Linked DNA regions of Homo sapiens: region 2 is linked to region 1. Evidence: chromatin loops called from intact Hi-C (ENCODE). Cell type or tissue: PC-3. All regions are shown on one strand. Links, peaks and the distances in the headings refer to the core of each region. The heading gives the core; the rest is flanking DNA. Region 1 overlaps DPF3 (double PHD fingers 3). Region 2 holds the start of LOC107984711 (a long non-coding RNA gene).

Evidence for each region. Peaks named below come from ENCODE experiments on the same cell type or tissue, not always from the same donor. Only the 100,000 strongest peaks of a DNase experiment are listed, where the experiment ranks them.
Region 2: a loop joins it to region 1, with 2.9 times the contacts of the local background. A loop is called at or near these places in 22 of 110 quality-filtered maps.

The regions. Positions count from the first base shown.
Region 1 is chr14:72,739,267-72,751,720 of GRCh38, reverse strand. All of the region lies in intron 3 of DPF3 (double PHD fingers 3), which reads left to right. Among named protein-coding and RNA genes, the nearest start is that of DPF3, 150 kb to the left of the region's middle. RefSeq lists an enhancer at 8,682-9,639. In PC-3, for the core only: a CTCF peak has its summit at 5,642 (motif pointing left); DNase peaks (open chromatin) are centred at 5,590 and 5,980; H3K27ac peaks cover 858 bases.
Region 2 is chr14:72,898,675-72,911,128 of GRCh38, reverse strand. It overlaps LOC107984711 (a long non-coding RNA gene), which reads left to right and starts at 2,787. Exons shown (of 3, transcript XR_001750998.1): 1 at 2,787-3,029; 2 at 4,571-4,656. It also overlaps the pseudogene LOC124903429. In PC-3, for the core only: CTCF peaks have their summits at 5,792 and 5,997 (motif pointing right); DNase peaks (open chromatin) are centred at 3,028 and 6,018.

The sequences.
Region 1 (12,454 bases), core at 2,040-10,039:
AACCCAACATATCAAAAACATCATTTCAGCATGTCATCGATATAAAATCATTTATGATCTTTTTTGATACTCTTTTTCAATTCCATTGTGTATTTTACACATCCCCACATCTCTTTTTGGACTAGCCACATTTCAAGCACTCAGTAGCCACAGGTGGCTAGTGGTGACCGTATTGATCAGTGTGGTTCTAGACCTACATTCAAAGTGCGGTCCTGGCCTGCAGCGGCAGCATCACCTGGAGCTTGTCAGACGTGCAGAAGCTTGGTCCTTGCTCCAGACCTGCTGCATCAGAACCTGCATTTTATCACGATCCCCTGGAGTGCATCCTCAGAATGCACGATGAAGTGTGAGAAATGCTGGTCTCGAAGACTTACAGGTAGCTAGGCTACATGTCACCCTGACATGACCATAAGTACCAAAAAAGCCTTATGTAATTTTTAAATTAAAAACTTCCAAAATTTATTTGACTTTGAGTAGGTAATACAGTTACATGTACAGTTTTTTTAATTTTATTTTTTAATTTTTGTTTAGAGGGTAGGGTCACGCTCTGTTGCCCAGTCTGGTGTGCAGTAGTTGCAATGAGCTCACTATAGCCTCCAACTCCTGAGCTCAAGCACTCCTTCCACCTTGGCCTCCTCAGTGTGTGGGGACTACAAGTGCATGCCACCATGTCTGGCTAATTTTGTCTTTTCTGTAGAGACAGGGTCTCACTATGCTACCCAGGCTAGTCTTAAACTCCTGGCTTCAGATAATCCTCCTGCCTCGGTCTCCCAGAGTGCTAAGATTACAGGCAGGAGCTACTGTGCCTGGCAGTCACATATTTTGACATTCAAAAGATAAAAGGATATACTGTATCATGAAAAATAAGACCCAGTCTCTCCAAAGGTAATCAGTGGTAGCAGGTTTTTTTTTTTTTTTTTTTTTTTTTTGAGATTCTTTCAAGAGATAATCCATGCATGCACCAGGAATTAAATCTATCTGACTTTCCCTCCTCTTTTTACACAGCACAACCACTTTGGATTTTGCACTTTTCAATTAAAAATGTGCCTTAGATATTGTCCACAGCAAAATATAAAGTTTCTTCATTTCGTTTTTGTAATTACATAATATTCCATTGTATGAATTTGTCTAACCGGGCTGTTCTCAATTTTTGTTTCTAAATTTTCCAATTTAACCAGTGAGTGATGCAATGAATATTTTGCATGTATATATGAGGACGTCTCATATGTAAGTTGTCAATTTAAAGGGTTTTATTATAAGTGCTTGACATGTTTTAAATTATTAGTCTTTATTCTTAACATTTCTATAAAAAGTCTTGGTTAAGAACAATTTATATCAGACTAATTAGGTCTTCTTTTATAGAAGCAAAGACTTTTAGCACTATACGATACCTTAGATATCACTAACTCTGATTCTTTATTTTATTGGAGTCTAGACAGTTTAAGAAACTTGTTCAAAGTCATACAGCAATTTTTGTGGGTCCAGCAGAGAATCTAGGTTGCCTGATTTCCCTGTTCAATACTTTTTCTGCTTCCTCATACTATTGATAGGTATACTAACTTAAAGAAACTTTAGCCAGGCTTCTTCTCTTAAAAACTTTATTTTATGATCATAAAACTAATATATAAATTATTAAAATAACCAAGAGATAGTTGGAATTCCTTTAGTCATAAACATTGGAAGCTCAAGTCAAACTATCTTAAGCAGAAAAAGGAAAGTTGGCTCATGTACCAGTAAATCCCAGGGTTTATCTGGCTTCAGGCATAGCTACATCCAGGTGCTCAAGCATAGTGAGCGTAGTGAGGGCTACATGTCTCTCTTTACCTCTCTCTCTCTTTCTTACTTTTTTTTCTTTTCTTTTCTTTTTTTTTTTTAAACAGGGTCTCACTCTGTCACCCTGGCTGCAGTGGCACGATCACAGCTCACTGCAGCCTCAACTTCCCCAGATGGCAGCAGGCAAATAGCTTGTGTAGAGAAACTCTTGTTTTTAAAACCATCAGATCTTGTGAGACCCATTCACTAGAATGAGAACAGCATGGGAAAGACCCACCTCCATGATTCAGTCATCTCCCACCGGGTCCTTCCCACAACGTGGGAATTAGGGGAGCTACAAGATGAGATTTGCCTGGGGACACAGAGCCAAGCCATATCATTCTGCCCTTGCCCCCTCCCAAATCTCATATCTTCACATTTCAAAACCAATCATGCCTTCCTAACCGTCTTCCAAAGTCTCAACTCGTTTCAGCATTAACTCAGAAGTCCACAGTCCAAAGTCTCATCCAAGACAAGGCAAGTCCTTTTGCTTATGAACCTGTAAAATCAGAAGCAAGTTAGTTACTTCCTAGATACAATGGGGGTACAGGCACTGGGTAAATACAGCCATTCCAAGTGGGAGAGATTGGCCAAAACAAAGGGGCTACAGGCCCCATGCAAGTTCAAAATCCAGCATGGCAGTCAAATCTTAAAACTCCAAAATGATCTCCTTTGACTCCATGTCTCATATCCAGGTCATGCTGATGCAAGAGGTGAGTTCCCATGATCTTGGGCAACTCCACCCCTGTGGCTTTGCAGAGTATAGCCTTTCTCCTGGCTGCTTTCATGGGCTGGCATTGAGTGTCTGCGGCTTTTCCAGGTGCAAGGTGCAAGCCGTCAGTGGATCTACCATTCTGGGATCTGGAAGATGGTGGCCCTCTTCTCACAGCTCCGCTAGGTGGTGCCCCAGGTGGGACTCTGTGTGGGGGCTCCCACCCGACATTTCCCTTTCACACTGCCTAGCAGAGGTTCTCCATGAGGACCTCACCCCTACAGAAAACTTCTGCCTGGGTATCCAGGCATTTCCATACATCTTCTGAAATCTAGGCAGAGGTTTCCAAACTTCAGTTCTTGACTTCTGTGTACTCACAGGCTCAACACCACATGGAATTTGTCAAGGCTTGAGGCTTGCACCCTCTGAAGCCACAGCCTGAGCTCTATGTTGGCCCCTTTCAGCCACAGCTGGAGCAGCTGGGACACAGGACACCAAGTCCCTAGGCTGCACATAACAGAAGGACCCTGAGCCTGGCTCACACAACCATTTCTTTCTCCTAAACCTCCAGGCCTGTGATGGGAGGGGCTGCCGTGAAGACCCTTGACATGCCCTGGAGACATTTTCCCCTTTGTCTTGGGGATTAATATTGGGCTCCTCATTACTTATGCAAATTTCTGTAGCCAGCTTGAATTTCTCCTCAGAAAATGGATTTTTTTTTTCTATTTCATTGTCAGGCTGCAAATTTTCCAAACTGTTATGCTCTGCTTCCCTTATAAAACTGAATGCCTTTAACAGCACCCAAGTCACTTCTTGAATGCTTTGCTGCTTAGAAATTTTTTCCACCAGATACCCTAAATCATCTCTCTCAAGTTCAACATTCCACAAATCTCTAGGGCAGGGGCAAAATGCCCCCATTCTCTTTGGTAAAATGTAACAAGAGTCACCTTTGCTCTAGTTCCCAACAAATTTTTCATCTCCATCTGGGACCACCCTAACCTGGACTTTATTGTCCATATCACTATCAGCATTTGGGGCAAAGTCATTCAACAAGTCTCTAGGAAGTTCCAAACTTTCCCACATTTCGCTGTCTTCTTCTGAGCCGTCCAAACTTTTCCAACCTCTGCCTGTTACCCAGTTGCAAAGTTGCTTCCATATTTTCGGGTATCTTTTCAGCAATGCCCCACTCTACTGGTACCAATTTACTGCATTAGTCTGTTTTCACACTGCTGATAAACACATACTTGAGACTGGGCAATTTACAAAAGAAACTGGTTTATTGGACTTACAGTTCCACATGGCTGGGGAGACAAAGAGGAGCAAGCCACATCTTACATGGATGGCAGGAGTCAAAGAGAGAGCTTGTGCAGAGAAATTCTTGTTTTTAAAACCATCAGATCTCGTGAGACCCATTCACTATCATAAGAACAGCATGGGAAAGACCCTCCCCCATGATTTGATCATCTCCCACTGGGTCCCTCCCACGTGGGAATTATGGGAGCTACAAGATGAGATTTGGATGGGGACACAGAGCCAAACCATATCACCTAGCTATTTTTTTTTTTTTTTTTGTAGAGACGGGGGTCTCACTATGTTGCCCAGCCTGGTTGCAAACTCCTGGCCTCAAGCAATCCTCCTGCCTCGGGCCTCCCAAAATGCTGGGATTATAGGGATCAGCCATCACACCCAGCCAGTCTCTCTGTACCTTTAACACTCTCTTCTCCTCATAGGGTAAGTGAGGGGGCTGCCAGCAGCTCCAGTCTCAGCACATACCACACCCAGCAGAAAGGCAGTCACCCTCAACAGCTGTGGCAGAGAAGACCTAGGAAGGACAGATTAGCTGGCTGGGGTTATTACCCCCCCACAACCAATTGCTGCCACCCAGGGGATGGGACACTCTGGTTAATCATCATCATCATAACCAGAGTCCGAAGAGCATGCTGTAGTTCATGCAGCATTTTCTTTCATGTCAGCTCCTTGGTCCCTACCATAGCCCTGGAAGGTAGAGAGGGAAGGAAGAGGTAAGAGGGTTGTGAGCCCATTTTAGAGGTGAGAGAAATCAGACTGTGGACAGAGCCAAGAAGAATTTGTTGTGCTGCTCATGTATCTGAGGAGCCCATGTTGGTGGGACTGAGGCAGGCAGCTATTTCTTGAGTGTTTGTGCCTTCTGCCTAAAAACATTTACTTTGGGCACACGGGCCTGCCAGTGTTTATGCCTGGCCTGTGGGTGAACGTGGAGCAGCTGAGTTCACAGCCTGCTTTGGCCATGCCCCGTTGTCGGGCCTGCCGTAACATGTGAGGGGAAGGGAAAGGAAGAACCTAGGGCTAGCGGTTTGCCATAGCCAAGTCCCCACCTGCACATGGCGTCTTGTATCTGTGATCATTTGAGAGGCTTCTTCAGCCTCTGCCCAAGCATGAGGCAGAAGTGGCTAGACCAGGTTTCCAGTGGTGAAAGTCCACCCCAGGGATGGGCAGGGTCCCGGGGAAGGACCCCATCTGCAGAGACAGGTGCTGGCCTTTGCAATTATCCGCCCTCGGGGGAAAAGTTGGGTTCCCCCAAGGCAGGCTTATTCCTCCACACCAGCCCCCAGATGCTGAGAAGCAATGAACAGCCGGGGCTGGAATGCGTGACTGTCACATGGCAGAGCACCTTCTCAGAGGAACTTGTTCCCCTCTTTGGGTAAACAGACCTACTACTAGGCCTGCTAAAAACACAGAAACAACCCCCACAAACCCTAGGGCAGATGCTTGTCATTTCCCAATCCTCTTCTGAGTCTGAACAGCCGGGGCTGCACCTGGCTCCCAGAATGTACCACCATGCCAGCCTGCAGCTGCGGGTGGTGAATGAAGAGGCCGTCGGAGTGCCCTGGAGTCAGTGGTAACGAGCCTCAGCCTGGTACCTCCAAGCAGCCAGGGCCCATCTAGAGAATGAGAAACAGCGCAGCCAAAGAAATGTACCCACTGTCTTCCCAGAGGTGATGCAAGTTTGCATTTGAATTTTTTGCACAGGCCAAAATTTCAGAAGAGTGACTTCATCCAGGGCCTTGACTAGCACATATGGTTTTGTTTGTGCAAAAGTGGAGGGTGGTGCCCCCTGGGGGGTGGACGTTTACAAAACGTATGATGCCCTTTCTGGTGGGTTAGTAGAGCACGAGCTAGATCTCAGCCCCTCTTCTGTGCACCTGGTGGGGGTCCCTTTGAGGGCACAACCTGCCCAACTTCCAGAGGCTCTGCCCTCATCATTCATAAAATGCAGTTTCCACTTGAGAGGACTCCTCCCTTTTTTGGGGGTATGTCCTCCCTCAGGAGGGTTAACAGGGCTAACTCGGACAGTATTTTAAAATAACTATCTCTTATTTTTATTCCATTTGATTTGGGCTCAAGGAGAGCTCAGTTTTTTGGCTGATACTTCGCGCGTGACTCAGGATAGAGTCATTGGCCAGAGTCTCTGGAGAATTTGCTGCAAATTCCTAGGAGGTGAGGATCATTAGCTGGGTGGACTGAGGCTGACCTTCCCAAGGAGAGGGGAGCAGGTGAGGGAAACAGAGATGGAGATGGAGGGAGAGGCTCTTTTTTACACATTGCAACGGAATTGGTATGACCTTTTTGAGGTACAATGAATAGTACCTACCAGTATTTAAAACACACATGCTCTTTGACCTAGACATTCTATTGCTAGGAACTTATTCTATAAATGAATATATGCATATAATATATATTGGGTATATATTTTTTATTGTGGCATGGTTTGTAATAACAACAAAGAATGGAAACTTCCAGAAGATCCATTGATGAGGACTAGTTAAATATATAGTACTTGTATATTCTATGAATGGAATATTATTTTGTCCTTTAAAAGAATGAGTAAAAAAAATATGGAGAGATGTTAAAGATATATTGCTAAGTGGCGAAAAAAAACAAATTGCACAACAAAAAGCAAATTGTACAACATTGTATATAATCCTCTGGGCAAAACTTGCTGAAGAACGATAATTTGTCCATCCTGGGTTGCATCTCTTTAAATTTATGGAAACTGGAAGGCTGAGTTATGTTGGAAAGAACCCAACCAACCAACCCACCCACCCATGGTGCCCCTCCACACCCACCCCCTGAGGATGCCTGTCTTTTCCTCATCTTCCCTCCCAGCCTCCTGGTGTGACCTCCCCTTGACAGAGGATGCTCAGGAATCTAGTTTTGCCTAGTACTGTTGAAGCCCACCTGGGTTCTGCCGTCAGCACACCCTGACATGTCCTCATCTCCTCCGGGAAGAGGGAGAATAGTCTGCCTGCTCTTCAAGAGACTGAGGGGCCACTGGCCTGGAGCAGAATTGTCTCAAGGCATGAGTTTCTTTCCACGTCAGACTCTCCTATGGACAGTGAGGAGATGTCACAAAAAATTTATGCCAACATTCAGCTTGTCCCTCCTGTATTCCTTTCTGTCCCTGCCTGAGTCCAGCAGTGATGGGCAGGTTTCAGCAACGAAGTCCAGGGGTAACGAGGGTCAGAGTTTTCTCTGAGCTCAGGTCTGCGGAGCTGTGTCAGGAAACCAGGTCAGGGCAAAGAGTGGGGGGTGCACGTTCAAGAATCTTGAGGGCTGTTGGAGAAGATCTGAGGACAGTGCCACAGAACCATCCTTTTCTGATTCAGTCCCCCGAAGCACTTTGCTCATGTGGGATGAGTGGACCTTTCAGGCTGGAAAGTGGGGAGCTGGGCCTGGGTGACATGGCAAGAACCTGTCTCTACAAAAAATACAAAAATTAGCCAGGTGTGGTGGTGGGCACCTGTAGGGTGACACTACTAGGGAGGCTGAGGTAGGAGGATCAATGAAGTCCGCGAGGTTGTGGCTGCAGTGAGCCATGATTGCACCACTGCCCTCCAGCCTGGGTGACAGAGGGAGGCCCTGGCTCAAAAAAAGTGGGGAGCTGGGTCTTGGCTGACATCGAGTCATTTGTTCCTGGGTGAAATTATTCCCTCCTGGAGTGACTCCCAGTCCTGCTGTCCTCACCCCTTCAGTGTGGTAAATGCACCATCCCTCTTCTGTTTCTTTATTATTTGCTGAAAATAAAAATCTGTCTGCATGGGGATAGGAAGGGCCTGAGATCTGGGAAGAACTCTTTGGAATTTGCAAGTGTTCTCAGTGTCCCTGGACCTATGTGTTTCTCCTGCCAAATGTCACCCCTCTAGTCAGTCTTGAATAAACATCTTGCAACCTCCTACTTGCCTGGGCATCTGAAGGACAACACACACAACATTATTTCTCCCCAGTGACTGACAATTGAGTTCAGTGTTCTCTGCAGCTTGCACTTGGCCACAGAGGCGAATGCAAGGTGTTTCATGATGTAGACATCACAATTCTACAACACAAAGACTTGGGCAGGGGCCTGGTGCCAGCAAGGGGCCTCCCCCGGACCATCTCCCCAGGAAAAGGGCTCTGTCCTTGTGAAGGGGGAGTGGAGCTGGCAGAAGAGAAAGGTGGAGAGTAAATATCCACCAGAAGGCCTGGGAGCACAGCAGATGTTGGGCAAAAGCCAGCTGATTAAAAAAGAGGCCTTTAACTTCACTTTCTTTCTTTTTCTTTTCCTTTTTTTTTTTTTTTTGAATGAAGAAAAGACAAAGGCTGGGAACAAACTTTTACTTGTGTCCCCTTGAAGTAAATGCCCAGATAGTCTGCTTAGATCAATTTAGCATCTTTCAACCCCAGACCTTCGGTCCCCATGGTCTAGGACAGATATTATCTTCATTTTAGAGGTTGGGAAACTGCGGCACAGAATTAGGAAGCTAATTTCCCAGGGGATCCTGGTGATGCCAGGATCCTGGTGATGCTCCCTATGGGGAGCCTGCTGGAGCTGCTGCCATGTTGCTTGAAGGCCCGACACACTCACTTATCCTGGACCCGCAGATGAAAAGGGCTTTACAGTTGACGCTCCTCCTGTACCTGGAATGCACCTGAGGCCTTGTCGATCCCTTCTGCTCCAGGACTCTTGGGGAGCAGGGTGGCTCTTTGCCACCCTTGCCGAATTCCGAGGGTGATGGGAGGGAGGGCAGCCAGGGATAGTGTTCTTTCTCTTGTATTTTTTCTGTTTTTGGCAGTCCTTCAATGACTGGGGATGAACGACCAGGATGATCGCCCCCATCCCATGTCGTTGGGGGAAACTCAGACAAGAGGGCATGCACCCCGAAGACGACAGTGGCTTAAGGTGTCCCAAAGCAGAGAGGGCCACAGGCTGGCCAACAAGCAAGTCGTAGGGACCTGCAGAGGGGTATCTCCCAAAGGGGTGGTCCAGGCGGAGGGACTTGAGTCTGGCCAGCTCGAGCAGGGGTGGTGAGGCCTACTTCACCCACCCAGGGTGCTGTCCCTGCTGCGCTGAACTGCCAGAACTCTACAGATGGGAGCAGGCTGCGGCCAACTTCCCCAGCTTTTGAAAATCCTGCATCTTAATTAGTTCCCTACTGCTTTTGTACATGGCCCACATTTTAATAGTCTCCAGGCTTCTCCACCATTTGCTCTCTGATGTTCGGTGCGATTTCTCTTCTCCTCAAGACAGTGCCCCTGGCTCCTGCGACACCCTCCCAATCCGGGAACAACTTAAGGAACGCCGAGGTGCCAAGCATGTAACCTGAGATTGATGAGCCTGTCAGCGGCTCCTTCTGCCCCCAGCCTTCCCCCTCTGCCGTGTGCTCTTCAGATGGATGAGCCAGGCGGGGGTGGGCAAGAACGGGGAGATGGAGGAAGGGACCCGCGGAGCCTCGAGCCAGGTGTGAGCCAATGGACAACGCGACCTTCTCCCGGCCTGCAGAGGAGTCTGGCTGTGTCCTTCCGAGGGGGAAGGACGCTCCGGCTCCCACCCCCATCTGTCAGTGCTTATCTGTCTCTGGGCGGTGGGGGTTGCCTGAGCTTGGTACGGCTGGGAGAATGGATGCCTTCAAGTGCATCAGGGGGAAATGACCAGTCATTTATCTCTTTCCTGCAGTGTCAGAGCCTGCAGCCATCCATCTGGAGGCCTGCACCGGCAGCTTCGTCAGCTCTGGTTGGCCTCATGAGAAGGGGAGCTGGAGCGAGGTGGGCAGGGCGTGCAGCCCCCACTCAGGCTGTGGCTATTACGTGCTGGAAGGGACCTGCTCCTTTTGCCTTCCTGTCCGTCTCAGGAAAGGAGCAGGGACTGGGGGACGAAGTCTGTGTGACTTCAGCTCTGCTCGTGTTCCCCAGCTCTGCTGGTGTTCTGCAGGGCTCTGGGAGCTTGGGCTGGCCGAGGAGGTGGGCTGGCAGCAGGCAGTGGGCAGGACAGTGGCACGGCTGCTGCTGAGTGTCCACGGTCATGTTTTGCAGTGGGACCTGGCAGAGCCACGTGTAGAGCATGAGTTGTGAGTCTGAGGGATCACCCAGTTATGCCATTGCCTGCTCACCTGTACCTCTGCCCACTGGGAGGTGGACAACTTGACGGCGAGGGCCCATCTGTTTCTTCATCTGTATCCCTAGCACCCAGCATGAGGCTTGGCACATAGTACATGGGCAGTAAAGATTTCTAAAGGGATGAGGGAAAGAGACATGTCTGGTGTTTGATCTTAACCTTGGAGAACATGACTTAGCTCTCATCATCTCTGCTTCACAGATGAGGGAGGCTCCGCCAGAGAGGAGAGGCCTGGGGTGGCTGAGCTTGGCTTCCCTTGTGGTTCCCAGCCTGGCCTGGGGGGCCCAAGTGTTGCCATCTTGGCTGTTTGGTTTTGGGTTGTAGGGGCCTTCCCTGTCCAAATATCCTTGCTCTGCAGGAGGACAGGCACCAAACAGGGATCACAGGCCTAGGTTCAAGTCTAGATCCCTCCAGCCACTGGCTGTGTGATTTTGGACAATTTCCTAACCACTCCTGCCTCAGTCCTTCATCTGTGAGATGTGGGTCATGGTGATTTTGCGGGGTTATTCTGAGAGGCGTGTGGGATGGAGGGTGGAGGACTTGGCAAGTGTGAGGAGGCACTGTGATTCTACCTCCACACTGCACTGCTGGGTGGGTCTCTGCAACACAGTTCCCGTCCCCAACACCGAAAATGAATTTGCTGCAGACAGCTCACTGCCCCGCTGGAAAAGTGTGTGCCATCTGGCCCAGAATGGCAACTCATTCTGCCTTAGAGTCTATTCATTTTATTTTATTTATTTATTTATTTTTAGAGACGGGCCTTGCTGTGTTCCTTAGGCTATATTTGAACTCCTGTGTTCACGTGATCCTCCTCCTGCCTCAGCCTCCTGAGTAGCTGGGAATTCAGGCATGCGCCACCATGCCCAGCTCTGTCTTATAGCCTTTTAAAAGGCCCCAGTCTATAGATGACCTAGAACTTGGCCGTGGGACCCACCTTTACCAGAACCACAGCTTGCAGGACCTCACTCCTATGTCCCAGAACTCAGCCCCGAGGCACCCATGGCCCAGGGCACAGAGATGAACTGGGAAGGCCTCCTCTCTGCTTTTACTACACCTGTTAAACCATGGTATGCCAGGCCAGGCCCATGTGGCTAGATCTTTTTCCCTGCCCTTGGCCTGGGCTGGTCCACTTTCTTCTTGAAGAGCCATTCCTCCGTGGACTCACCCTGGTGTGGCTTCACACCTTTGCCCACTTTGCATTGACACCAGCCTCTCCACTTGGCCTCCATCCTGGTTCACTGGTGGGGAAGCCCCCTGCTCAGGGCACTGCTCCCCAGTGCTTACTGCCCCCAGGACACATCTGAGAACCACAATATTAGTACCATGAGGACAGAGCTCTGTCCATATCGTGCATAGCTCCCTCCCCAAGCACCAAACTCATTAAGAGACGACATACATTTTGCAGTAACTCCTCACTGGTCACCCCACATCTGCTCCGACCCCCTTCACTTATTCTCAGAGTGATTCTGTTAACATGTAGGCATCATTATATCATGCTTTGCTCAACACCTCCAGCGGCTTGCCATTGCATTTGGGGTGGACGCCAACATTCTTGCAGGTGCCTACATGGCCTTCAATGCCCCTGTAGCTCCCCAAGCTGGTCTCCTACCATCCCCCTGGCTCACCGTGCTCCAGGCAGATGGGCCGGCTTCAGAGCTTTTGTGCTGAAGGCCCCTTTGCCTGGAACGTCTTTGCCTGGATGTCAGCGTAGCCCCCTCCCTCTCTTCCTTCAGGCTTGCACTTTCCTGGCCACATTTAAAAGTGTAACCCCCCTCCCATCACCCTGACACTCCAACTTCTCCTCCTTGGCTCTGTTTTTCCTCCAAAGCACTGATTACCATCTGTCACACTGAAGGTTTCACTTGTTTGCTTCATGTATTGTTTCTCTCTTGCTAGAATATAAATTCTATGAGGGCCGGGATTTTTGTCTCTTTTCTTCAGAGTCATTGCCCCAGCACCTAGAACAGAGTCGATACATAGTAGGTGCTTGATAATTACTTGCCAAATGAAGGGATAAAGCAGGGTATCTTCCACTGTGGCTCTGCCATGATTTTTCCCCCGAAGCTCCAGGAGCAATGGCCACCCTGGACTTGGAGCAGCACCAGCGTCTGCTTTCCAGCTGCGTCTCATTCTTGGCCTCTTCCATCCTGTTACCTGCCTCAGATTCCGTTTGTTTCCATCCTCCCTGGGCTCATGCCCATGGTGGGGTTAGCTGTGCCTCACTCACCACATCTGGTGGTCTTAGAGTGTCAGAAAGGTGAGGGTTTTTTTGCTGAAAAGCACAAGGAGAGGGAAACTGTAGGAGGTGGAAAGAAGGGAGCTCATACTTATTGAGCATCTCACCTGTGCCAGACACTTCATATGTATTATCTCCTTTGGCCCCATAACAACAGTGGGAAGTGGGTTTTGTTCTCCCAGGTTTACAGATAAGGAGATCAAGGCCAAGTGTGTGCTTTAGGGTAATGGAGCTGAGAGTTCACCCCAGAGCAGCTTTTTGCACTTTCTGGTTGTCTGTATTTCTT
Region 2 (12,454 bases), core at 2,210-10,209, 160 kb before region 1:
TCAGTCTGTCACCCAGGCTGGAGTGCAGTGGCGCTATTTTGGCTCACCACAAGCTCCTCCTCCTGGGTTCAAGTATTCTCGTGCCTCAGCCTCCGAAGTAGCTGGGACTATAGGCGCATGGCACCACACCCGGCTAATTTTTTATATTTTTAGTAGAGATGGGGTTTTGCCATGTTGGCCAGGCTGGTCTGGAACTCCTGACCTCAGGCAATCCGCCCACCTCAGCCTCCCAAAGTGCTGGAATTACAGGTGTGAGCCACCGCACCCAGCCATATTGTTCCAATTCTTCATAATAGATGTGCATTGTTTTTATGTCCAGGAAAAAGATGAAATTATTTTCACATTGAAAATAAAATGAAAACAGAAACCAAATAAACCTCAAACTCCTAATACCAATAGGCCTCGGTAATGTATACATTCTTATTTATCATTGGCTTGAGGGGGCTCAGCTGGAGAAAGGGATGAAAGAGCATGAACAAAGGGAACGCCTATTGCTCTGAAGTATTACCTCCATTGTGGATTATGGGGCAGTTGGGAAAAGGTTTAAAGTCACACATACATTTGCCACTGCCCATCTCTTTGATGGCTTTACTGTGTAAGCAGAATCATTTGCTGCTTTAGGTAAACTTACTTTTTTTGTTTGTTTGTTTTTTTGAGACAGAGTCTCACCCTGTCACCCAGGCTGGAGTGCAGTGGTGCAATCTCGGCTCACTGCAGCGTCCGCCTCCCAGGCTCAAGCAATTCTCCTGCCTCAGCCTCCCTAGTAGCTGGGATTACAAGCATGAGCCACCACGCCGGGCTAATTTTTGCATTTTTAGTAGAGATGGGGTTTATCATGTTGGCCAGGTTGGTCTCGAACTCCTGACCTCAAGTGACCCGCCCACCTCGACTTCCCAAAGTGTTGGGATTACAGGCATGAGCCATCGTGCTTGGCCTTAGGTAAACTTTTAAAAACTTTTAGTAGAAGTTTGATATTTTGGTATTTGTTTTTTTCCTTGCGGGAGATGCACCATGGTAAACTGGTTTTGAAATTCCCCACCTTCCCCAGAGGGGAATGTCAAAGCGGCAGAAAGGCCAAGAGAGGAAAAAGAACAGTATCAAGGAAAAAGAGGAGCTGGGAGGGGTGGCTCACGCCTGTAATACCAGCAAGTTGGGAGGCTGAGGTGGGAGGATCCCTTGAGTCCGGGAGTTTGAGACCAGCCTGGGCAACATAGTGAGACTTTGTCTCTACAAAAAAATGAACAAAATTAGACAGGTGTGGTGGTGCATCCCAGCTACGTGGGAGACTGAAGTGGGTGGATCACTTGAGCCTGGGAGAATGAGTCTGCAGCCTGGGTGACAGAGTGAGACCCTCTGTCTCAAAAAAAAAAAAAAAAAAATCAAATAAAAGGAGTAGAGGCTTCTCCAACAGTAGGGGCACTGACGGTTGCCTGCTGCTTCAAAGGTATGTGTGGTTTTATTCGACTGAGAAAAAGGTTTCTTCCCTGCTTTTCAGATAGCTAATGAAAATAGCTTTGTGTGATATGACAAACCTGGTGTTGCAAATTTTAGATTTGAGAGTAAAATTCATTTTTGTGTTTTGAACTTGAAAGAAGAGCTATTTGAATCCTTTTGTAGTTCATAAGCGTGATGATTGGGTTTTCACGCGCATGTGTGAGCTTGTTATGATGTTGGCATATTACCCGTCTGACGTGGAAAAAAAAAGTTATTTGGACTGGAGTTTAGAGATTGGCAAACTTGTTGACCTAGTTTTAAGTGGAGGCTGTTAGTTACTCTAAGTTTGCTTCTACAGTCATCCTTTTATTTCCTGCCAGTAAAATGAGGATCCTGAGAGTATGTCTAAGGAGCTGTTGAGAGGCTTACACAGGCTCATTTGGATAAAGCAATTTAGAACAGTGTCTGCACTTGGGAAGCAGTATTCAATGTGACTCTTATTATTATGATGAATCCTTTCTCATTGGTTGGGCTCAGCTGTCTGCTTGAACAGGAAGCACTTTACAAAAAGTTTTTTGGAAATGGTTTATAATGTAATATAGGGTATTGATATAGTTTAAGATTCTGAGATATTGTCTGAATTACTTTGTGTATAATACTTCACCCAATGCTGTGAACTTGAGGGCACTAAATTCTATTTGATGGCAAAATTCAATCAATGGTTACTTATAGTCAACTTATAATGAGATTTAGGGATTTAATAGGATGTGGAAAAAACTTTTGATTTCTTTAAATAAATGTGTTTTACAATAAAATCAGGCACTATGGATTTTCTATTTGGGATAGCACAAATAGAAAGTTTAGCTCCATGGATGTCTAGCAGGTTCCATCAGGAATGCCTTTTTCTTTTTCATTTCTTTCTTTTTTTTTGAGATGAGTTCTCACTGTGTTGCCCAGGCTGGAGTGCATGTCACAATCATAGCTCACTGCAGCCTTGACCTCCTGGGCTCAAGTGATCCTCCTGCCTCAGCCTGCTGAATAGCTGGGATTACAGGTGCACACCACCACACCTGGCTAATTTTTGTGTTTTTTGTGGAGACACAGTTTCGCCATGTTATCCAGGATGGTCTCATACTTCTGAGTTCAAGTGATTATCCTGCCTCGGCCTCCCAAAGTGCTGGGATTACAGATGTGTGCCACCACGACTGGCCAAGAATATCTTTTTCTAAGAACTAATAAAAGGGCCTTTTATGATATCATGTTATGAGGATGAATTAAGAGGTTTTGCTATTGGATTTGAACTATTGTTTCATGTTACGATGTCCCACCACCTATTTAACCTCTTCAGTTCTGCCATCAGAATGTTGGAGTGCCATTACCAACTCTGCATCTCCTCCTCTCTTCCTCCTGGAGTTCTGGGTAAGCTATTTTGACCCACCCACTGGGAGAGCACTCTGGGCGTTGGAAGGTTAGGAGCCCTGAAAAGAAGGCAGGAGAAGAGAAGCCCTCATTCTTCTACATTAGCTGTGAGCCTGCAAAGGAAACCCCCTGCAGGGCTCCCAGATTTTAAAAGCGCCCTGGTGAGTAATGACCTGGTGAGTAATGCTCCTGCAGAGCACATGCGGGGCTCTGCCCTGTCTCCCACCTCTTTCCTTATAGTCCTTACTTAAAATAGAAACCAGTTAAATATGGTAGCCAGCTGGGAGCCTGACTTTCTACTCCTAATGCTCGCCTACCTGCCTCACGTTTAGAATTTTTTTTTTTTTTTTTGCAAAGTGAAAGCAAGTTTATTAAGAAAGTAAAAGAATAAAAGAATGGCTACTCCATAGACAGAGCAGCCCTGAGGGCTGCTGGTTGCCCATTTTTATGGTTATTTCTTGATGATATGCTAAACAAGGGGTTGATTATTCATGCCTCCCCTTTTTAGACCATATAGGGTAACTTCCTGACGTTGCCGTGGCATTTGTACACTGTCATGGCGCTGGTGGGAGTGTAGCAGTGAGGACGACCAGAGGTCACTCTTATCACCATTTTGGTTTTGGCCGACTCCTTTACTGCAGCCTGTTTTATCAGCAAGTTCTTTATGACCTGTATTTTATGCTGACTTCCTATCTCATCCTGTGACTTAGAATACCTTAGCTTACTGAGAATGCAGCCCAGTAGGTTTCAGCCTCATTTTACCCAGCTCCTATTTAATATGGAGTTGCTCTGGTTCACACGCCTCTGACAGCAGGATTTCAAGACCAGCCTGGGCAAGACAGCGAGACCCTGACTCTCTTGGGAGACCAGGTCCTGCTCTAGTGGCTGGTCTGCATGCAAAAGCGCCCCCAGGCTTGGCCCAGCCCCTTGGGATTCACCCCGCTTTTAGAAATGTAGAGTAAGTTCCAGAGTGCTTGGACATCCTTTCCTAAAGGGCTTTGTGTGGGGGACAGATTTGCACCCCTTTTCCAGCAGCACCATGTGCTCTTGATGCATTTAAGGCATCTGCTCTCCATTTATTCTCCTGATCCCAGAAAGAAGATTGGGAATAATTATTTGAGTTTTCAGTCTGTGCTCTGGGTACCTCTTTGCAGAGTGTCTGAGGCATAAATCTGTCTGTGACTTCCGGGACAAATGAATAGTCATTTGAAACATCAGCCATGGGTAGGTGTGGCCTCTGGGGCTTTTCCACAAGGCAGGGCAGGGCTAATCTGTAAAATAACATTTGAGGCCATTCTGCTGGATGTTCAAGTTCAGGTACTTGACCATTCAGGGGACATAGATATAGGCTACAGGTACAACATGGCATTCACAAAGGAAGAAGCAGAAGGTGTTGTAGGTTTCATGAGCAAAGAAAGTAGTGTGGGTTGCAGTTTTGTTACAGGTGTAAGCAACAAAAAGAAAAAAAGATGAAAAAATAAAAGAAACAAAATGAAAGTGGCATGGTGCATGTCTTATATTTGCACAGGGGTTGCACAGGGAATGTCTCTCCAAGTTCTTGCAGCAGGGAGAAGGCAGGTTCCAAAGCATTGCTGGCTACCCCAGCAATCGGGGCACTATGAGCAAACTGGATCAGTGCATACTAAGGCTGTTTTTTTTTTTTTTTTAATTTTTTTCTTCTCATGCCTTGCATTCCTTCTGGGCAAAACTGGAATAGTTCGGGAATTCTTGCTTCATGTGCTGTTGAGTCTACTGAATCTAAGTTTCTGGCAACAAACGAACTAGATGGGCAAACAATTTGAGGTAAGTGTGTGAGGTTAATTTTTTCTTCTGCTCTCAATGAATAACAGATCTGATGCAAAAACAGCTCTGGCTATGGAAGTGGGCATCTTTTTCCCCCCATCTGACTCAGCATAGGTGAGAAATAACTTGAACATGTTTTACTGCTCTAATGGTATGCAGGATCACAGGTCATCTTTTCTTAGAGGAAAGTCTCTGCTCCCCTTGAATTTGCAGATGGACTCACCAAAGCTCAGCAAGGAAAAGAGGAATTATAAAGAGGACTTAATTAATTCATTATTTTTTTTTGAGACACAGTCTCACTCTGTCATCCAAGCTGGAGTGCAGTGGTGCAATCTCCACTCACTGCAACCTCTGCCTTCCAGGTTCAAGCCATTCTCCCACCTCAGTCTCCTGAGTAGCTGGGACTACGGGCATGTGCCACCACACCCGGCTAATTTTTGTATTTTTAGTATAGACAGGGTTTCGCCATGTTGGCCAGGATGGTCTCGAACTCCTGACCTCAGGTGATGCGCCTGCCTTGGCCTCCCAAAGTGCCAAGATTACAGACGTGAGCCATTGCACCTGGCCAAGAGGATTTACTTTTGTTACAACATGTATATTTTGGTTGATCCAGTGGAGTAATTTCTTTAATTTCAGCTAAGTGATCTAGCCATGGTTCTTACTCAACTATATCACTCAGAAAGTATCCTAAGATCTGGCTGGGCATGGTGGCTCACACCTGTAATCCCAGCAGTTTGGGAGGCTGAGGCGGGCGGATCACATGAGGCCAGGAGTTGGAGAGCAGTCTGGGCAAATGGCGAAACCCTGTCTCTACTAAAAATACAAAAATTAGACAGGCGTGATGGCCCCCCTCTAGTCCCAGCTACTCGGAAGCCTGAGATAGGAGAAACACTTGAACCCGGGAGGCGGAGGTTGCAGTGAGCTGAGATCGCACCACTGCACTCCAGCCTGGGTGACTGAGTGAGATTCTGTCTCAAAAAAAAAAAAAAAAAAAAAAGTATCCTAAGATCTGAGCAGTCAAGTTTTTCATTGCTGCATCGGTTTGACAGGTGGTGTATTCTTTACATGTCAATATCCTGATGGGGCATTAATGCAGGACTGTCTGTCATGGACCTAATTGTCATTCACTTTCAACAAACATCTCATGAATACTTACTATGTTCCAGAACTTCTTGACAGAAGAACTCGTTTGTGTCATAGTGGTGCTCCTTCAACCTTTTCCTGCCTTCCAGGTACCCATGTAAATATTGCTGTTTGGCAGTTCCTTCTAGAGCTGGAACCCAACAGGATTTCCCAACTTTATGACTTTCAAAGGGTGGCATCCCTGCTCACTGACACTAGAGGGCGCCCAATTGCCAGTAACAAATTTGGGCACTGGGATTTAGGGCACTGTTTGAAAACTTGTTTTACTCTTCAGCAAAAAACAGTTGCACAACTTCATCCTCCTCCCAATGGGGCATCAAAGAAGGAGACACTCTAATGTGGACTAGACGTTGGTTTGTTTCCATTAAGGCTTGCTTTCCTAAAACCCAGGCTTTTGGACTATCCCTGAGAACAGTGAGTAACTTGTTAGTAATTGCATATCCTGGTTGTTGCATTTAATCCCATCCTGCTGTCATCCACCACATCCCTATCTAATTCCAGAATATCTCAGCATGAAGCTCTCGAAAGGACTGGCTCCTTTCTAAACCTCAAAAGGCTTACAGACAGACCAGTCCGGTTCTCATTTTGCTCTCTGTTTTGTCTAATGCCCCTTTTCCTTGAACACAGGCAAGCCTTATCTCCCATTTTGGTCCAGGACTATCTGGCTACAATGAATTTGTTTGGTCTCATTCTGTTAACTCAGACTCCCTCTAACTCCACCATTCCTTGTCATCTGTTCTTTCCCTTCTTTGTTCCTGTTCAGCATCAACGAGTTCTCAATTTTGCATTTTCTATCTGGGAAGAAGGGAGAAGTATTTCTCAAGTGTTGACTGTGTGTCAGTTACTCTTCTTTATGTCACTTACAGTATCACATGCAGAAGCTGGTATGAATAGCCCCATTTTACAGATGAGTACACTGAGGTTCATGGTCAAGTCACCTGCCAGAGGTTGTGTACCTTGGAAGTAGTCAAGCTGGGATTCAGTTCTAGGGTTTTTGGATTTCTCTTTCTCCACTACCACCCTCCTTCCTTAGACTTTTATACTATTTGATATTGTCATCAGTGCTTCCAGTCATATTCCTTGTTTTTGTTCCTTGGTTTTGTCACATGAAAGTTTATCCAAAATTCATAATTCATGATCAAAACTAGCTAAAGACATTATAAAACTGAAAAAGGACCTCAATTCAGATGGAATTGTCCCTCCTACCCGCACTATATCTCAGAACTTAAAAGAAACCCAAATTTGAGGTAGGAGTAGCTTTGGTCATTAAGTAAAACAGGTTCTCAGTTCAGCCCGCATTGTGAGACTTCATTTGAGGAGTCACTCCAGAGTAGCTAATATACAAGATTTTTTTTTTTTTTTCTGTCTTGCTTTGTAGCTCAGGCTGGAGTACAGTGGTGTAATCATGGCTCACTGCAGCCTTGACCTCTGGACTTAGGCAATCCTCCCACCTCAGCCTTCAGGCTTCATATAAATATAGAAGCACCAAATTGAAAATTGAATCTCTTCTAATAGTCTCCATTTTCTACCTGTTTAACACAGTTCTAAAGGAGAAAATAGCCACAGAAATTTCTGGTATTTATTATGAGTAGAGAATTTTTAAAAATAGCTTAATTGAGATATAATTCATATACCATAAAATTTACCCACTTATAGTGTACAAAGCTGGGCATTATAGTGTACAAAGCTGGTTCCATGGCTTCTATCCATCTCTCCTGCTGTGGTCACTTGAGGTGGGAGGATCCTTTAGCCCAGGAGTCCAGCCTGGGCAACATAGTGAGATACTGTCTCTAAAAACAAACAAACAAACAAAGTACACAGTTCAATAGTGTTTAGTATATCCAGAGATATGTGCAGCCATCACCACAGTCAATTTGAGAACATTTTCATCACCTCGAGAAGAAACCCCATATCGTTCAGCTGTCCCCCTCCTATTCCCACACACTTGCCGTCTCCAGCCCTGAGTAACCACTAATCTCCTTCCTGGCCCTGTGGATTTCCATATTCTGGAATTTCATGAGAATTGAATCATAGAGTGTGCAGTCTTTTGTGACTGGCTTCTTTCACTTAGCACTATGTTTTCATGATTCATCCATGTTGTATTGTAGCATGTAACAGTACTTTTATTTTTTTTTACGGCGAAATAATGTTCTCTTGTATGGATACACCACCTTTGGCTTATCTATTTGTCTGCTGATGGACATTTGGGTTGCTTCCACCTTTTGGATATTGTGAATAATGCTGCCATAAACATTCATGTCCTGTTTCTTTGTGGACATATGTTTTCATTTCTCTTGGAGATATACCTAGGAGTGGAATAGCTGGGTCACATGGTAACTCTATGTTTAGTCATTTGTGGAACTGCTGGACTGCTTCCCAAAACAGCTGGACCATTTTACAATTACACCATCAGCATATTAGGGTTCTGATTTCTCCATTTCTCTGTTCTTAATAACAATTGTTATTTTTGACTTTTTGATTTTAGCCACCTAGTAGGTATGGAGTAGATTTTTTTTTTTTTTGTAAATAGAGAGAGAGTCTCACTATGTTGCTCAGGCTGGTTTTGAACTCCTGGCCTCAAGCCATCCTCCCTGTCTTGGTCTCCCAAACCGTTGGGATTATAGGTGTGAGCCACCTGGCTGGGCCTAGCTTTTTTTTTTTTTTTTTTTTTTTTTTAATGGGGAGGGATTTATATCACTAGATTTAGTAATTTGTGCTTTTACTTATTCTTGCAACTACCAATTATTAACCATCTGCTAGGCCTTGGGCCAGACTCTGGAGATTTAAGGTGTCCTATCTGGCCTCTACACCTTGTGGGATAGGAAAACAGAAAATGAGATGTACTAAAATACAAGTATTTTAATAGAGCTATTCATAAAACTGTGCAAAAACCCAAAGCAGCAAGTGCCTAACTTGAGATATATTTAATCCAAATAAGTGTTAGATTTAAGCTACTGAATGGCTACGATTAAAATGTTTACCATCAGCTTTATCAAAAGCCTTTCTAGAAACATGGTGGCTTTCAGAGTCGCTGTTAATGAGCCCACTTGTGTCTAGAAAATAGCCCTCACTTTCAGAATTGTCATTGAGTTACAACTATTACAATATGGTGACAATACAAATATGTGTCTGTTGTACATGGACACAATAAGTCGTGTTATCCTTTGATTGGTGAGAACAAAGAGCATCTGATGACTTTGGGATTCCAGGTACAGAAAATAAATTTCCTTTGCTGCTTAGGTCTTTAATAGTCCCATTTTATTGGATTTTTCGCCTTTCCCCTTACCAGAACCAATTACTTCCATTTTTTCCCTTCTCTCAGCAGTCCCACCTCGCTGATTTTCCCTGCTCCATTTCCTCTATCTTTATTTACTTCGGGGTTCTCTGGGCTGTGCCTCTGTCCCAGAACCCATTGCTGCATTGGAGAAGTTGTCCTCAGCCTGGCTGCCCTGTTGGCTTAGATGCATTTAAAATGCACAGGGCCCTCTGTGGGCTTTAGGAACATTTGCTCACCTTCTTCTCTTTTCCTCTGGAGTAGCATAAACATGGAGTTGAGGTCCTTTTGCAACTATACAGGCCAGAGTTCATTGCCCGAGGCTGTCTGAGAACAGAAAACACCTGCTTTATTTCAGCAGGCCTCTGTCTCCCTCTTTGCCAGAGTGGGGGACATTTTAGGTTCCGTGGCTTCCATCCATCTCTCCTGCTGCGGTCACCTATTTTTATATGGTGGTGTAAATATCTGCAGGACAACAAGACTTAATATGCCCTCCTGTGCTTGGCTTGTAGACTTCTCCTGGATGATTCCTGACTAATGACAGAGTAGAAGCCTGAGGTCATGTAAATGTTGTGAGTGAGGGAAACAGGTGCCTGGGAGTGTCACCACACTTAAAGCAACACCCTGTAGAAAGCCCTCTTTGGGGGCCTTTGAGGCATCCACCTTTGCAGATGAAAAAAAGCTTCTCTAACCAAGAAATGGCCAAGGGGTGAATTTTCTTTCTTCACATGTATGTATAGTTTTAAGGAATTTTGTTCATGCATGTCTTGGTCACTCCCCATGGTGGTAATAAGGGACAGTGTTTTTCTCCTGTTCCATTCTGTCCCTGTCTGCAGGAGGCCTTGCCAGTTGCTTTGACTTAGGACAGAAGAACTACCAGGATTTCAGATATGGTGTCCATGTGGGTGGGCTGAAGGAGGACTTGGAAAATGTGGACTTGGCAGGTAGAGGAGGGTGGAAGAGAGAGAGGAGAGTTAGCCATCTTAAATAAATAGACCCCATGAGAGCTCTGCAACCAGTGGCTTTATCAGGAAGAAGACCCGAGGCCCACTTGAGATGGTCTGGTGTTAGTGAGGGAGAAGGGGGCTGGGGCTGGTCTTTAGAGTAGACTGTGATTACTCTGTGTGATTTGAGTGGAGAAACCTCCTGTGTAAAAATATTCCATCTGCTGGCTTTCCTGGTGTCTGAGGTTCTAATCAAGCCACTACTTATGCACGTGTGTGTGTGTGTGTGTGTGAGAGAGAGAGAGTGTGTGTGTACTGTGTATCTTATGAAGTCTTAATCCCTTCCTTGTGTAGGTTTTGAGGTGTCCTAGAATTCCCTCTTAAAATGCAACCACCCAGGAGGGAAACTCCTTTAAATCAATTCAGAGCATGTCGTAAAGGAAAGGATGGGGATTAGAAGAAGGGAATTTGGAAGAGGCTCCCACTGAAGGTGAAGTCCTTAGAGGAAGGAAAGCTGGCACTGTTGCGTGGAGGGGGATATTAAGACAATCTCAGCCTCTCACAGCCTCTCAGCCTAGGTTACCCACCATTGCCCCAGGGGATAGATTTATACCAACATTAGGGAAGTGTTGGGGATGGAGGATTAAGGTTTTCTAGTAAGGCAAACCCCTGCTCCATGACAGAAAATCTCAGTGCTTCATTGGCCTCCAGCCCTCAGGCCTTGGCCTTGACTGTGTGTTTCTCCAGTCAAGACCAAGCTGACCAATGTCCATTCCCAGGTGCATCATCCAGGGCCCCTCCTGTGTCCCTCAAACCCACAGCATGCCAGTCACCAAGTCCTGCCGATTCTACTTCCTTAGAAGCCACTGATTCTGCCCTGTATACCTCATCCTGGGCTGCCACAGCCCCTTAACAGGTTCCCAGGCCTGCAGCTCAGCTTTCAATCCATGGTCATGCTGCTGCTGGAATGAACTTGTAAAAAAAGGCAGATGTCTTCATTTTCACTCCTAGCTTAAAATCTTTTGGTGTTGCCTGATGGCCTCCCAGATGAAACACATTTTTTAGCAATAACACCCGCTCCTTGCTTCTGCTTTCTCTGTCTCACTCATCCCTCTGCATAAATTACCTTCCTACCAGAGGGATCTCTTGAAATCACAGTGCCCTCTCCCACTTCCCTGAAGGTGCTGCCATCTCTGTAGGGACACCCTTTCCTCCTCCAGGTCATCCGGGACTTAGCTCAGGCATCAGCTCTTCTAGGAAGACGATCCTGACCTTCTGTGTTCTGGCAGGTGCTCTTCATCCAGCCCCACAGTGCCCTGAGCTCCGTGGCTTCCTGTTTCTGCCTTGTAACTGCCTTCTCCTCCCACCCCATCTCTCAAATATGATCCCTTTAAAGTGGGGTTATGGGGGTTTTCTTAGGTCTTTCTGTACTCCAAGGCCCAGCAGTAGATAATCTACAAATATTTGCTATATGAATTAGCTGTTGCTAGGTTATGGTTTTGGTGTAGAAGGCCTTTCACCCCTTGGCTTATTTCTAAGAGCTCCCCAAGCAAGGCCCAATTTAAATATGACCTTCTCCTTGAAGTCTTTCCCTCGACCAGCGTTAGAAATGCTCAAGAACTACCCCCTCCCTCCACTGACGTTCTTTGATATGTATCACTTCTCCTTCTTCTCCTTTGTTTTGTACAAATCTGTGAAAATCTCAATACCTTGAAACCTTGAAAACCCAAAGGAGTGAATGCATTCAACAAACACTCAAGGATGAACCCTTTGGATTACGGGCACCAGGCCAGGAAAAGAAGACTGGCTGGGCAGGCTGCTGCTTCCTTTTAAGTCACATCAAGTAATTGCTCTACTTGCTCACAGGGTTGGGCCTACTGTCTTTATTCTGTCTCCAGATGGATGGAAATTGCTTTTTGAGAATTGTTTCCACATCTGGTTTATTTTTATTTTGCCACCTGTGCCTAGCGCAATGCCTCCCTTAGAGAAAGCCTCCAGTGACTGAATGAATGAATGAATGAATGAACTAAGTTAGTGAGCAGCAGTAAACATTGATTCTATTTGACTCTGCCCTGAATTATGAGGTTTCAAAGGACTACCCCAGGAGCATCTCGCATCCTGAGAAATTGATTGTGTGTGTGTGTTTGTACACACTGAGATACTGTGAAGGGCCTAAAAACTCCTCTCCCAACATTCCCCCAGGAACAGAGAAAATTAGATCGCAGTTTTGATGCTCCCTTTTCTTCCAAAGGATTCCTCTTCCTCTTCAGCTCAGTGCCTGGAGGAACATATCAGAGCTGGTTCTGGATCTCAGGGAACCAGCACAGCCAACCAGTCGCTGAGGCCATGGCTGGTTGCTCTGTGGATGGACGGAGGGATTGAGGGTGAGCTTGTTCTTGTTTTTAATCCCCATGGGACTTAAAACCCCTTCAGCTCT